2 separate regions of the Homo sapiens genome follow, and region 1 is linked to region 2. Evidence: chromatin contacts called from ENCODE Hi-C data. All regions are on one chromosome and are shown on one strand. Each heading gives the region's core, a stretch centred on a gene start or an enhancer-like site at or near the end of the contact. The rest is flanking DNA. Distances are from core to core; before and after follow the strand shown. Region 1 overlaps TM9SF2 (transmembrane 9 superfamily member 2). Region 2 overlaps UBAC2 (UBA domain containing 2).

Region 1 (6,894 bases), core at 707-3,206, 260 kb after region 2:
TCTAGAAATACCCACCTTATGGGATTGTTGTGAGGATTAAAGGACATCATGGGACAGAATATTTGAGGACATTGTCTGGCACATAAGAGTGTTCAGAAACAGAAGCCGCTGTTGTTGCTATGACTTTATTATTATCCCCTTCAAACATGATTCAAAACTTTTATCTAGAGTTGTTCATGTTGCCATAACTCTCCTTTTCCTATTGCTGTCTGATCTTTTTGACACTCACTAATTTACTGAGTAAAGTTGTTCTTCAGTAAATTTCTTGAGGGCACAAGCCAGTCCTTTGTTGTGGCAGTGATTTGGGCACAGTAGTTATTTCATAATATTGACCATGTACCAAAAAATTCTAGTTCTAAACAGACTATGAAACTGTATTATGATAAGTATATAATGTTATTTATCTACTGGAGGGAAACATGAAAGAACACAGTTCATTGAATTTGTTGGATTTCAGATAGCTTTCATTTTGATTTTGATCAAGACTGTTTTAATGTTACTCAATAAACAGTTTTTAAAAGAGTTTTACTGTTCCTAGGATTAAGCTACAGATTACTCATGATGTGCTTATTTCTACAGCATTATGAATTCCCTGGTCATTGTTCTCTTCTTATCTGGAATGGTAGCTATGATTATGTTACGGACACTGCACAAAGATATTGCTAGATATAATCAGATGGACTCTACGGTAAGTGGAAACATTTTAGTCTTTAGTCTGCCAAGGACACTGTTTATTGTTATTTTGCAAAAAGGTAAAATAATAGCTTTAGAATCTGCTTTTAAAACATTCTTCAAAAAACAAAAACAAAAACAAAAAAATTCTTCTCAAAAGTTATCTTGAATTCACATTTTCAAATAAGAAAGTGATACTTAAGAATTAATATTCTTGGCTGGGCGCGGTGGCTCACACCTGTAATCCCAGCACTTTGGGAGGCCGGGGTGGGCGGATCACCTGAGGTCAGGAGTTCAAGACCAGCCTGACCAACATGGTGAAACCCCATCTCTCCTAAAAACACAAAAATTAGCTGGGTGTGGTGGTGGGGACCTGTAGCCCCAGCTACCTCGGGAGGCTGAGGCAGGAGAATTGCTTGAACCCAGGAGGCGGAGGCTGCAGTGAGCCAAGATCGTGCCACTGCACTCCAGCCTGGCAACAGAGCAAGACTCTGTCTCAAAAAAAAAAAAAAAAAATAGAAATGGAGTCAGCACAGCCTTGGGAGCTGACCTGTTCACAGCCTCCTGTGTGGGAATGGACTGGTGCAGCGTGGGGTGTAGGTGCACAGTTACAACTCTGTAAGGTTTCTCCATCCCTGACACATACCTGTTTGTGAAACCACAAAGTTGAATGGAATAACTCCTAAGCAATTTTTATTTGTGTGGTTAATTTTTTAAAATTAATCTTAACAAATTTGTATCATTTCAACCTTTTGATATATTTAAAATAATTGCATGTTCCAGCCTCTTTAGTCTCAAACTTTTTAAGTTGCACAGTGTTACACATTTTCTACTCTTCATTTCATGGCAGCATAATAAAAGAATTTTCACAAGAATCACAGTAATTTGGAATGAATGCAAAAAACTCAGGTTTTTATTGTATTCTCTTCCCCCAGCTTCTTCAGCCTCCTGTCCCCCAACCTCTCTGACCTGTTCTGATTGGGGAAAATATATATGAATATTCATAAGCTTTTAACGTTTGTACTCTATAGTCTCTTTCCTATGATTTTTATTGATTTTATGTCTTATTAAATATTAAAATGATTTTAAAATACTCTGTTTATAATTGGCTGTTCCACATAATTGCTGTTAATGGAGTTTTATCTTAATTTGCACAGCGTTGCCATGTGGAACCAGGCCAGTGGTGACTCTGCTTCCACAACCCTGTCCTACTTCCCATCTCTTAGCACAGCAGTCAGAGTGAAACTGCTCAAACAGAAGTCAGATCATTTCACTCTTGAGCACGGCCCTCCAGGGACTTCTGTTCAGTCAGAGCAAGAGTCAGAGGCTTTACAGTGGCTTCTAAGGCCCCACGTTACCTCAGCACTCTGCTGCACCTGTGCCGGCTACCTTGCTGTTCCTCAGACCAGGCAGACATAGGTTTCCACCTCAGAGCCTTCACGAAGCTCACTGTTTTATCTGCTAAGAAGGTCTGCCCCTCATTTACATGGCTAGTTCCCTTACCTCCCTCCGATCTTTACAAAATGTGATCTTCCCATTGAACCCCTCCCAGCCATCACATATGTTACATCCTGTCCTGCACACACCCATACATCCTGTTTTTCTGTACAGCGCTTATTACCATCTAATGTACAGTATACTTTCCTGACTTATTTTGTTTATTGTCTGCCTTCCCAATGAGATCATGTACTCCTGAGAGTAGGAATTTTTCTGTTACACTCACTGTGGTATCTGGTGTTTTAAACAGAGCCGAGCTTATAGTTGGTGCTCAATGAATGTTTACATCCATGCTTACTGTATTAGCAAAGTAGCTAGAATATGAGAGCTAATGCCATTTGCTTATTGTGGAGATCATTAAGAGTAGGATGAAGAGGATAGAATGTGACTAAAAATCGTCATCAAGTCAGATCACAAAGCTTGACTTAGAGTAGAATTAGGTAGCAATCACATTGTCTTTGTAAAGTTTCTCAATAAGTATATTTGTAGACCTTAATGTCATAAATTTAAGAAACTGACATATAAGACAGTTCAGCAAAGCCATATTAAGCTCCATGAGTCAAGCTGTATTCTTCAAAATTGAAATAGGTACTAACATTTTTAAGTTTAAAAAAAACCTGTTTTCTGTAACAGCATATTCAACAGTGAACAAACTGTCTATAGTTGTCTTGTTGATACCATGAGACAATCGAACTGATTTCATTCCCCTTTTAGGAAGATGCCCAGGAAGAATTTGGCTGGAAACTTGTTCATGGTGATATATTCCGTCCTCCAAGAAAAGGGATGCTGCTATCAGTCTTTCTAGGATCCGGGACACAGATTTTAATTATGACCTTTGTGACTCTATGTAAGTGTTAACTGAAAATTTTCAAGTAGAAAATACTTTCTAAATACAGTAATTGCTTAAAAACCAGTTTTTCTGGCCGGGCATGGTGGCTCATGCCTGTAATCCTAGCACTTTGGGAGGCCAAGGCGGGTGGATGACAAGGTCAGGAGTTTGAGACCAGACTGGCCAATATAGTGAAACCCCGTCTTTCTACTAAAAATACAAAAACTGGGCATGGTGGCAGGTGCCTGTAATCCCAGCTACTTGTGGGGCTGAGGCAGTAGCTTGAACCTGGGAGGCGGAGGTTGTAGTGAACTGAGATTGCGCCACTGCACTCCAGCCTGGGTGACAGTGCAAGACTCCATCTCAAAAAAAAAAACAAAAAACACCACAGTTTTTCTAAGTGGGTAGGTAAGCCAGATTATTTCTGAGCATCCTTTAGGTTCTCAAAATCTAAGTGACTTGGGGCAGGTTTAGTTGCACCCAAAGACTGACTCTTGGTTTCTCCCTTCAGCTCTTCCTAGACCAAGCCTTTGTCAGGGAGGCACTGGGCTGGAGATGAACAGGTCCTTAAGACCATCAGCATCTGAGTCTAAACAGCCCAGAACTGGGACCATTTAGGGTCTCTTTTACCCAGGCATCGTGGGCAGGCACAGTCTGGTTAGGGTTCCAGGATATTCTTGGCTTCCACGGAGGGAGGAGGGTGGGAAAAGAAGGGATGGGGCAGGAAGCACTGTGTAGATCCTTCTCATCTGGGGAGGATTTGGGAAGCAGGATCTCTCTCCTCTAGGGAAAGCGAGTGTGTAGGAAAGACCTTCCTTCCTCCATAAAAAGATTCTCTTCTTTGAGCTACCTCAGCGACTTCAGAAATTGTATTTAAATTTTTGCCAACTAGGACAATTTTTTTTTTTAAATAAATGTTCCTTAGAGGTATTGATAGCCACAGGGATTGTTCTGAAACTACCTCTGGGTATATGTTAATTCCACTGTCTTCCAGTTTCCTTAATTGGAAGATAAAAAAGGTTTATGAATAGAATTTTCTAAATTTTACCTTTATTTAATGTATTTTACTTTATTGATGCCTGCTACTGATAAATAGCAACAAATGAATATACTGGGAGAATTCAGAAACTAACCTTTAATAATTTTTTAGTAAACATTTATTTTTTATGTTTGATTACATATTAAATACATAATACCACAGTTATTTTTGTTAGTAAAGTTGTTCCAAATTTTTATGATAAAATTAATTATATAAATGCTTTGCAAAGAGCAGTATCATTTTCAAATGTCTGGCACTGAATAAGTTTGGGAACCAAACTCACACCTTCAGGTTCAGTTTGAAGACTGACTAGGATATCTTTTTTTTTTAATCTACTAACAACTTAAGGAGATACAATTTTGATAGGTAGAGCTAGAATTTGTAACTATATCATACTAAAGAGAAGTTAAGTCATACTAAAGAGAATAGGTCAGGAAAAGGTGTCATAAAAAAGGTTTGGACAGAGGGTGGTAGGGTGAAGGCACTGGGTGACAGAGAGCCAAACTAGACTTAGAGCAGAATGAATGTTTGAAGATAAACTTCTGCTTTCTTTCTTTCTTTTTTTTTTTGAGACGGAGCCTCGCTCTGTCACCAGGCTGGAGTTCAGTGGCGTGATCTTGGCTTACTGAAACCTCCACCTCCTAGGTCCAAGTGATTCTTCTGCCTCAGCCTCCTGAGTAGCTGGGATTACAGGCGCCTGCCACCACGCCTGGCTGATTTTTGTATTTTTGGTAGAGACACGGTTTCACCATGTTGTCCAGGATGGTCTCAATCTCTCAACCTCGTGATCCGCCCGCCTCGGCCTCCCAAAGTGCTGGGGTTACAGGCGTGAGCTACCACACCCAGCCAACTCCTGCTTTCAAATCTTATTAGGAGCTGTCTTCTGCGATGCTCTGGTTTTTATTGCGGTCAGCTAGAAAAGTGAACTTTTAAGGAAGGAAAGTTTCAGAGAGTCTAGGATAGAATACGATGGGAATAATTTTCCTTAAGTCCTCAAATAGGAACTTTCTGCCGAAGGGCAGTCCATTTTTCAGGTCGAGGAGGAGAAAGGGGTTGCATTTTAGCTGAAATCTTGTACATCTTCTAAAGCTACCCTGATGTGTTTCCTGCTCATCATGACTCTGGTGCTTGTCAGAGGTGTGTGCGCGTGCTTGCTCACATACGTGCTTGGTCATGCACGTTTTAGGGGAAACAATAGGGGGGGAAACAATGGGGATTTTCTTGCTGAGCCTCCTGAAACTCAGTTCTCAGCAGTATCCTACTCACCTTGGGATTCTGAGCACCTTATAACTTCTGAGCCCCAGCTTAAAGCTGGGAATTTCTATGAATATAATATAGCATTTTAATTCTCATTAGTAGGAAGGCTTACATAGGGAAGAGCAAACAAAGCTAACCACGTGAATAAGGTAGGGCCAGGGTTTCCCCGTATTGCTGACAAGGTCCTTCCGTAATTTGTGAAAAGCTAATGGCCGTATGAAATCTTTCTCCCTCATTTTGTTCTTTCATTAGATTATATATGTCTCTTCTGTTTGAATGTTGTAAGGTTTTGGGTTTTTTTTTTTTTACCCCCAGAGGACCCCCATATTTTTTAATGAAAGAACAGTGGGAATATTTTGTAGTGGAAACATTTTCACTTATGTCAATTTTAAAGGCTGTACTTGAATCTCAGAAGAGTCAAATGCACTCTTGAGCATCCAGTCAGCCTCCCCTGATCACAGGAAGGATGTGATCTCTCATTCTGGACTCTGAGAAGAAACTTCCAAAGTGAAGTTTGCCTCATGTATGATCAGATTGGTGCAGTACAGTAAATATTACTAAGATTGTGTAGAGCTGCATGGTAGGAGAGCACATGGTTTTGCGTGAAGTTGTATTTTTTTCTTGTTTGAAAAATGAGAGGGTTTCTCTATCATTTCACAGCAAAGGAAACAGAGTAATAACATGTACAGCCTTTCACGATTTGTGTTTTAGTTTTCGCTTGCCTGGGATTTTTGTCACCTGCCAACCGAGGAGCGCTGATGACGTGTGCTGTGGTCCTGTGGGTGCTGCTGGGCACCCCTGCAGGCTATGTTGCTGCCAGATTCTATAAGTGTAAGTCAAAGCCACTGTGACTGGCGTCTGATCAGGAAGGGACTCTGCTGCGGCTGTGGATCTGACCTGGGTATCAGATGGTGATGCTTTGTAAATAGTGTGCCTCATAGGGGTCTGTTCTTAGTTAAAAGGAGCCTGCTTGGTGATTCCTTTTGTGTCATGAGTTACTATCCCAAAATTTATTTGTTCGAAAATGTTTAGTGAAACAAGCAAATTGTGCCACTTATCCACTATCCCCTCCCTCTTTTTTTCTTTAAGCTTTGGCTAACAGGTTGGGCTGAACAGCTTAGATTTGCTGTGTTCATAGAAGCACATATAGACTAATAAAGGAGAAAAGTATACAAATGAGTATCACTGATTTTTTTCACTAAAACAACTAGTACATCTAGGTGTACCTTTTCTTACATATGAGAAGTCATACTTACATTGTATCAATTTAATATTTATAAAAATACACTGTTTCAAGTAAACAAAGATCTCATTATTTTGGAGACCTGGAAAGTTACTTTTGTAATATCATTAGTCACAATCTCTTGTGTTCTTGCATTCTAGAAGTAAAATAAAGTTCAGTGAAACAAAAGGCTCACGGCCACAGAGTAAGGCTGAGATGGGACTGGATGGCTTAGAAAGCAGCTGGCAGGGTCAGCAGGGACCAGAGCTGGCCTCCTCGGGAATGCCACAGTCTCGTCTGGGATATACAGTGATTCCCCACGGTCTAGCAATGTGAAAAAGTTTTGAGGTGAAGCACAGTAGAGTTACGTGGACAACC
Region 2 (6,965 bases), core at 2,678-5,177:
TTGTTGATAGGGTTATATCTGTTTTACTGGTACGAAAACATTTTTAGAGAGACTAAGAAATCTGTCCAGGAACATATAACTCAGTTGAAATTTTAACCTACATCACTTGAATCTAAAACCGCCATGCCTCCAAGTCAAGGTAAAGCAACAGAAACTGTCAGGCTTATGGTTCCTCATGATCATCAGTTTGCAGAGAATTATATTTCTGAGTATTGATTATAACAAATGTGTGTGAATGTTGACTTTCCTTCATGAGTTACTCAGTATTTATACTGAGAAAAGTAGACTTTAGTCTGCTGTTGTGTAGCCAAAGCCTTTGGATTTTAAGCTGTTCCCTTTCTCCTTCCTTTTCCCACCTCCCTCTCGGCTTGCCACCTCTTTTCTCCTTTTCCCCCTTTTCTTACCCCTTTATCTCCCCTGCTTTTGCACTGATCCCCACTCCTCTTCCCCTCCCAACAGTACCTACTGGTTTGGTTAGCCCTACCGGGGATTTTAGTAAATAAATACTTAAATGCTTGAATGTGATTGCACAGAGCAAAGTTGACTAATAAAAAGTTGATCAAAATTTGTATCTAGAATGAAGGATGTGAGAGAATAAACTGCCACCATTCAAGTGTTTCAAGAGAAGCTTAAAGGTAATTTTTTGCAGAAGCTGTCTTTGACTACCCCCACCCTCAGACTAGGTCACAGTCTCTTGTGATATGCTTTCTTAGAACATTTTTCTTTCTTATAGCACTCATCACTATAGATAGTAAATAAGATGTAACAAATGATTTGATACCTGCCACCTCCACTAGAATACAGACTTTGTGCCAGGAGGAGACTGTGTTAGTTTGTCTCACTAATGATGCCTCACTGCCTTAGCCTGTTCAGGCTCCTCTAACAAAATGCCCTAGACTGTGTGACTTATAAACAACCGAAATTTATTTCTCACAGTTCTGGAGGCTGAGAAGTCCAGGATCAAGGCACTGGCAGATTTGGTGTTTGGGGCTGTCTTTTCGTGGTGTCCTCACATGGCAGAAAGCAGAGAGTTCAATGGGTTCCCTTTTATAAGGGCACTAATCCTATTTGTGAAGACTCTACCCTCATGACCTAATCACCACTCAAAAGCCCCACCTCCTAAGAGCATCACACTGGGGGTTAGGATTTTAACATGTGAATTTGGAGAGGACAGAAACATTCAGTTGATAGCACTTGGTTAGCATAGTGGCTCCCACATAGTGGACACAACTGTGAGATGGATGGATTGATAGAGCAAATAGATTAATGAAAAGTATTTGATCTTTTGATTTCATCTCCTTTGGTTTGGACTATTGCTGTAGCCTCCTAACTGTTCTCCCTGTCACCATCTCAATGCCATCATCTGCACTGCCCCACTCCCCTAATTTTATCTACAAAGGAGATCTGGTCTTATTCCTTTACACCTTGAGAAATCTCCTATGGCTTCCTCCTGCTGTTTTATAAAGTTTAACTTGCTTGTGACACACCTCAGAGCTCCAGCCAATCTTCCCAGCCTCATTTTCTGTCATTCCTTCCTTGTACTCTGCATGTCAGCTAAATTGCATTACTCACTACTGCCTGTCACGCATACATCATTACAGATTTCTCTGGATTCATTTATTACGACAATTGTGGTTACAACATCCCTTCTCCCCTTTGCTTGACAAACTTCTACCAAGAAAACAAGGAGAACTTCAAGTGTCCCCTTGGGTAGCTCTGCTCCACGAAACCCTGCTCCAGCCAGAGTTGGAATTAACCTCTCCTTCCTTCTTGCTCCCAGTTAACTTTGTGCTTGTAAGTTATGTGAAACATTCATTACTTGAGATGGTAATTATTTACCTAATTGACCACTCTCTCAACTGGATGCTTTTGAAAGAGCAGGATCTTACTCTCTCTTACAGCTCCCTCAGCATGGAGTAGTGAAGAGTGTTCTTTAATACCAAAGGGACAAAGAAAGCTGACTGGGATCGGTCTGCCACATGCTAGTTGCTTCAGTTATTTTTTTGCACTAAATTATTGTGTCTCTGCTAATGTCCTTTTTCCTTTCTTCCTTCCCTCCCTTCTTCCTTCCTTCTTCTTTCCCTCTCTCTCTCTCTCTCTCTCTCTTTCTCACTCAGTAAGCTACCTCAAATCTGTTACTTAAGAGAAAAATGTAGGCTGGGCGTGGTGGCTCACGCCTGTAATCCCATCACTTTGGGAGGCCGAGGCAGGCAGATCACTTGAGGTCAGGAGTTTGAGACCAGCGTGGCCAACATAGTGAAACTCCATCTCTGCTAAAAATACAAAAATAAGCCAGGTGTGTTGGCGGGCACCTGTAATCCCAGCTACTTGGGAGGCTGAGGCAGGAGAATAGCTTGAACCCAGGAGGCAGAGGAGGTTGCAGTGAGATGAGATCACACCATGGTACTCCAGCCTGGGTGACAGAGCGAGACTCCATCTCAAAAAAAACAAAACAAAACAAAACAAAAAAAAACAACAGCAACAACAAAAAAGTATAAAAGTTGAATTTCACATTTGGGTTCAGTGATTTTTTTTTTTAAGGATTGAAATGTGGACTTATAAAATCATTTCCAGCATCTTACCTAAGAGAGAAGCATATAATCCATTCATTCTTATATTCACAAGATATCTCCTTTCTCAACCAAAAAGTTCTCACACTTTGGGCTCAGTTCAGTATTTGGGTGTTGGATACCATGTGTCCGGCATTGTACTTGGTACTATGTCACCTTGGTAGTCAGCAAGCACACGCCAGGCTCATCCCAGACACTCTGCAGGTGTGCCACTTTCTCTCCTTAGAACAGCCCTGGAAGGTGAGAACTCGCATCTACTTTGAGGAAACAGGCTCAGAAACCTTCAGCGCTATTTTCTATAAATTGATAAAAGAAAAATCATGATGTTAGAAGATACATAACAAGAGGAAGAGGCTTTTCTTGTCTCACTTATGTCTTGACATTGCCTGAGGACTGATTAGGAACTGAGATTGCCAATCATTTTAACAAGATTTTAGTAATGTTTGAAGATCTGTGCCTTCTGAATCAAAGTGGCGTGCAGAGGTACTTACCTTATGGATTGCTGGCTAATTGTGAAAGGAGACTCAGGCTTTTAACACTGCAGGAATTTCAAACTGCGGTCTCAGTGGCCAGAGTGTCTTACCAGGGAGCAGACCTAATGTATCCAGTTTAAAAGGGCGTGTAAGCTGTTGCCAGAAGTCTACATGAAGCCACATGATAAGTGATTTTGTATTTGAACATGAAGGGCAGTGGCATCATTGACCTAAGCTAGAGTTTCCTCACCCTCAGCACTTTTGACATTTTAGTTGCATAACCCTTTGCGGTGGGGGCGGTCCCGTGCACTGCAGGGTGGCTGGCAGCATCACTGGCCTCCACCCAGTGTATGCTGTTAGCAAAACCTCCTTTCCCCAGTCTTACCCCAGTCATGACAACTAAAAATGTCTCCAGATAATGCCAAATGACACTTGGGGGGCAAAATCACCCATGATGGAGAGTCATGACATGCATGATGCTGGGTGGTAGATAGAACCCTGGAAAGAGTTAGCCCACACCCTTGAGGAGCTCATGACCTAGGAAGCTTGTTGAGAACTTTTGACTAGGTAGAATATTTCTAGTAGTTGACTGAAATAGCTTTGGTTGAGGCTATTAGTAAAAATTTGTTTTAAAGAGGTTTAACATCTGTTTTCATTTCTGCTTTTCTGAGTTGCTTTGCTGCTCAATTCCTTTTATTTTAGCTGTCTTCCTCTTGGGACTTCAAACATTTGAGTGTGTCAAAATTTCCAGTCTAATAGGAAATATGTTTTGTTCAAAAAGAAATAAAGATATTTATAACTGTTGGGCTAGAATGATGGAAGTTTAACGCTGGTTAAGTGAGACTCAGGTAACAGACAGCAAAGGAGATACTTTAATAGTGAAGGGAACTTGAAGTCTGGTTGTATTCAAGATTCACTTCCTGTTCTTGTTTATCACTGGAAAGTTGCACCTTGTGAAAGATTTTAGATTTAGATCATTGTATTGTTCTAAGAAAAAAAATTCAAAATGCTAACCATGTCTTGGTAACTATAGCAAAATATACAGCACACAAAAATAATCTCATACCTGTCTTAGGGTTGGATTTTTTGGTATATGTTATGTGTTGAGTTCTGAAATATCTAATGTGCTTGAAATCTAATGTGCTTTTGTTATCTGAACTAAAGGAAAAAGGCTTTGTCAGTTACAAGAGAATAGGCATCCCTGTTTTGGCTGGATTGTTAGTTGAAGTAATAGAATGAATTCTGGCTGATTCAGCAGAAAGGGAATTTATTAAAGTAGCTCAGAGAATATTTAGGAAGGCAAATAATCAGTCATGGGTACACCAGAGCTAGAATCAACACTTTACAGTTCTCTCTCCTAAAATTATTTTGTTTACTTACTTAATGTTTAATATTGGCTTCTAGGATGTAGGATTCAGAGAGCAACTTGGTCTGTGTGGTTTTCAGCTGTTATTCCAGTGTGTAGAATAGCAGCTGGTTCATAGAGACACTTGATAATTATTTGCTGTATAAATAAATGACAATACCAAGGATAGGTTTGTTAATATCAGTGACAATATGAAGGAAAAATATGGAGTAACATTATGAAATGTTAACATTACGCATTCCATTTGGAGATTTTTTTTTGACAGCAGGATTTACCCTTTCTCTTAAGAAATCTTAATAAATTTATATTGAACAATTTTGTACCGTAGAGCCTTGTTTGACATATGTTCCTGATTTAAATGAATAGCCAGATTTAAATGAATAGCCACAAGCAGACTTGCAAGAGTAGATGTTGCTATTGCTGTGTTCTACATGAGAAAGCTGAGGGTCTGAGGATTGAGTCACTAAGTGACGGCTACTTAAGTGGCAAGCCTGGATGGAAACTCATGCCTGTCTGAATTGTGGCTCAGACATTTCCTTAATGCCTTAATGCCACCTTTTTTTTTTTTTTTTTTTTTTTTTTTTTTTTTTTTTTTGAGACTGAGTCTTGCTCTTTTACCCAGGCCAGAGTGCAGTGGTGCTATCTCGGCTCACTGCAGCCTCTGCCTCCCGGGTTCAAGCTATTCTCCTGCCTCAGCCTCCTGAGTAGCTGAAATTACAGGCGTGTGCCACCACGCCCAGCTAATTTTTGTATTTTTAATAGAGACGGTGTTTCACCATGTAGGTCAGGCTGGTCTCAAACTCCTGACCTCGTGATCTGTCTGCCTTGGCCTCCCAAAGTGCTGGGATAACAGGCGTGAGCCACCACGCCTGGCCAATGCCACTTTATTTTTAAAGGTAAAACAGTCTAGTTAATGGTCACTATAGCAGGAAGCAACTTGAGCATTTTAACTTGCCAGACTGAGGCTGTGTATTTCAACTTTAGCAATGTAAATGTCCAAAGACAACTTATATGATTGTATTCAAACTTTGCTGCTAAAATAAGAAGTACAAATAAACACACAATGCAAAGAAAAAAAGTTCCAATTGGGGGGAAGTGCCCCCATGAATGGGGCCTGAAGAAGCACTATATGACACTCCAGTTATTTAGCTATTACTTGTATTTTCATTTAATAGACTGAAGAAACTGCTGTTTCTTTTCAGTAGCTACCAAATGCTGCCACTTATGTTTTATACTTTTTGAAAATTTTAAAATAGTTCTGGTTTATAGAAAAGTTGCAAGGATAAAACAAAGAACTCCCATATACCCTAAAACCAGATGCCCCCGTTATTAACATTTTCCGCATTTGCTGTTATCATTTTCTCTCTACACAGTATTTTTTCTGAATCATTTGAAAGCAAGTTGTAGACATAATGTCCCTTTGACTCCAAAATACCATGAGTATGTATTACTTTATTCACATCTGGCAATTGTCCAAATAATGTCCTTTATGGCAAAAAGGAAAATCAAAATTCTAGTCCATCGTCTGGTTCAGTATTACATGTTGCATTTCATTGGTACATCCCCTTACTGTTTAATCCGGACTGTTCCTCAGTCTGTCTTGGGCGACCTTGGCATTTTTGAAGACTGTAAGCCAGGACTTACAGAAAACGATACATATTCTAAGGCTGCTGGAAAATTAAAGTTTGTGAAGGTGAAGCAGTAGATGAAAATAATGTGTAGTTTTCGTATTTCTCTTGGAATAACATTTTATAACTTTTTCATGAAAAATTTCAGTGACACAAGCAGAGAGAATAAAATGAGCCCTATTACCCAGATTCAGTAATTAACATTTTTGCTATCCTCTTTCCATTCCCTGGCATTTTAAAAGTATTTTGAAGCAATTTCCAGACATCATAATATCATATTTCATATTTCAGAAAGCTCTAAAATGGCATTTCTTATATAACCATAATGTTACCTTACCTAACAAAATTATTCATAATTCTGTAATATTATTTACTACTGAAACTACTGTTTCCACATTTATCCTATTAGCTTGGAAATGCCCTTTTACATTTGCTTTTGCATTCGATTGTGGTGTGTCTTAAGTAGCTGCTGCTGCTGCTGCTGCTCCTCCTGCTCCTCCTCTTCCTCCTCTTCTTCCTCCCTTTGGTAGAGTATTTTTGTACTTTATTAGAATGGTATGGTGGGTATACTAGATTAACTGGCTCATTATTTATTATTACCTTTCTTCTTTTTTTTTTTTTTAAGAGACAATTGTCTTGCTCTGTCACCCAGGCTGGAGTGCAGTGGTGCGATTGTAGCTCACTGTAACGTCAAACTTCTGGGCTCAAGGGATCCTCCTGCCTTAGCCTCCTGAGTAGCTAGGACTACAGGCATGTGCCACCACGCCCAGCTAATTCTTAATTTTTTATAGAGACAACGTCTCGTTATGTTGCCCAGGCTGGTCTCAAACTCCTGGCCTCAAGTGACCCTCCTGCCTTGGCCTCCCAGAGTGTTGGGATTATAGGCATGAGCCACCATGCCCGGCCAGCTGGCTCATTATCTGTTCCA

The links. Hi-C counts contacts between places; a loop is a spot of excess contacts on that map. Pooled maps may share reads with other maps.
Region 1: a map of B cell shows a loop between it and region 2 (3-fold over the local background). The contact joins two enhancer-like sites. A Hi-C loop is called at or near these places in 1 of 168 maps with a recorded cell type or tissue (B cell), 17 of 37 single-sample maps with no recorded cell type and 9 of 50 pooled maps.

The regions. Positions count from the first base shown.
Region 1 is chr13:99,540,980-99,547,873 of GRCh38, forward strand. TM9SF2 (transmembrane 9 superfamily member 2) reads left to right here. Exons shown (of 17, transcript NM_004800.3): 9 at 580-688; 10 at 2,884-3,016; 11 at 6,006-6,125. Among named protein-coding and RNA genes, the nearest start is that of LINC01039, 33 kb to the right of the region's middle. RefSeq lists a silencer at 1,852-1,921 and enhancers at 2,272-2,331, 5,299-5,448. Within about 2 kb of position 1,957, at least 7 of the 41 ENCODE cell types and tissues checked have a DNase peak (open chromatin) inside an H3K27ac peak, as active enhancers do; they include B cell, where a contact is called at or near this core.
Region 2 is chr13:99,278,749-99,285,713 of GRCh38, forward strand. The region is part of intron 4 of UBAC2 (UBA domain containing 2); the gene reads left to right. Among named protein-coding and RNA genes, the nearest start is that of GPR18, 24 kb to the left of the region's middle. Within about 2 kb of position 3,928, at least 24 of the 41 ENCODE cell types and tissues checked have a DNase peak (open chromatin) inside an H3K27ac peak, as active enhancers do; they include B cell, where a contact is called at or near this core.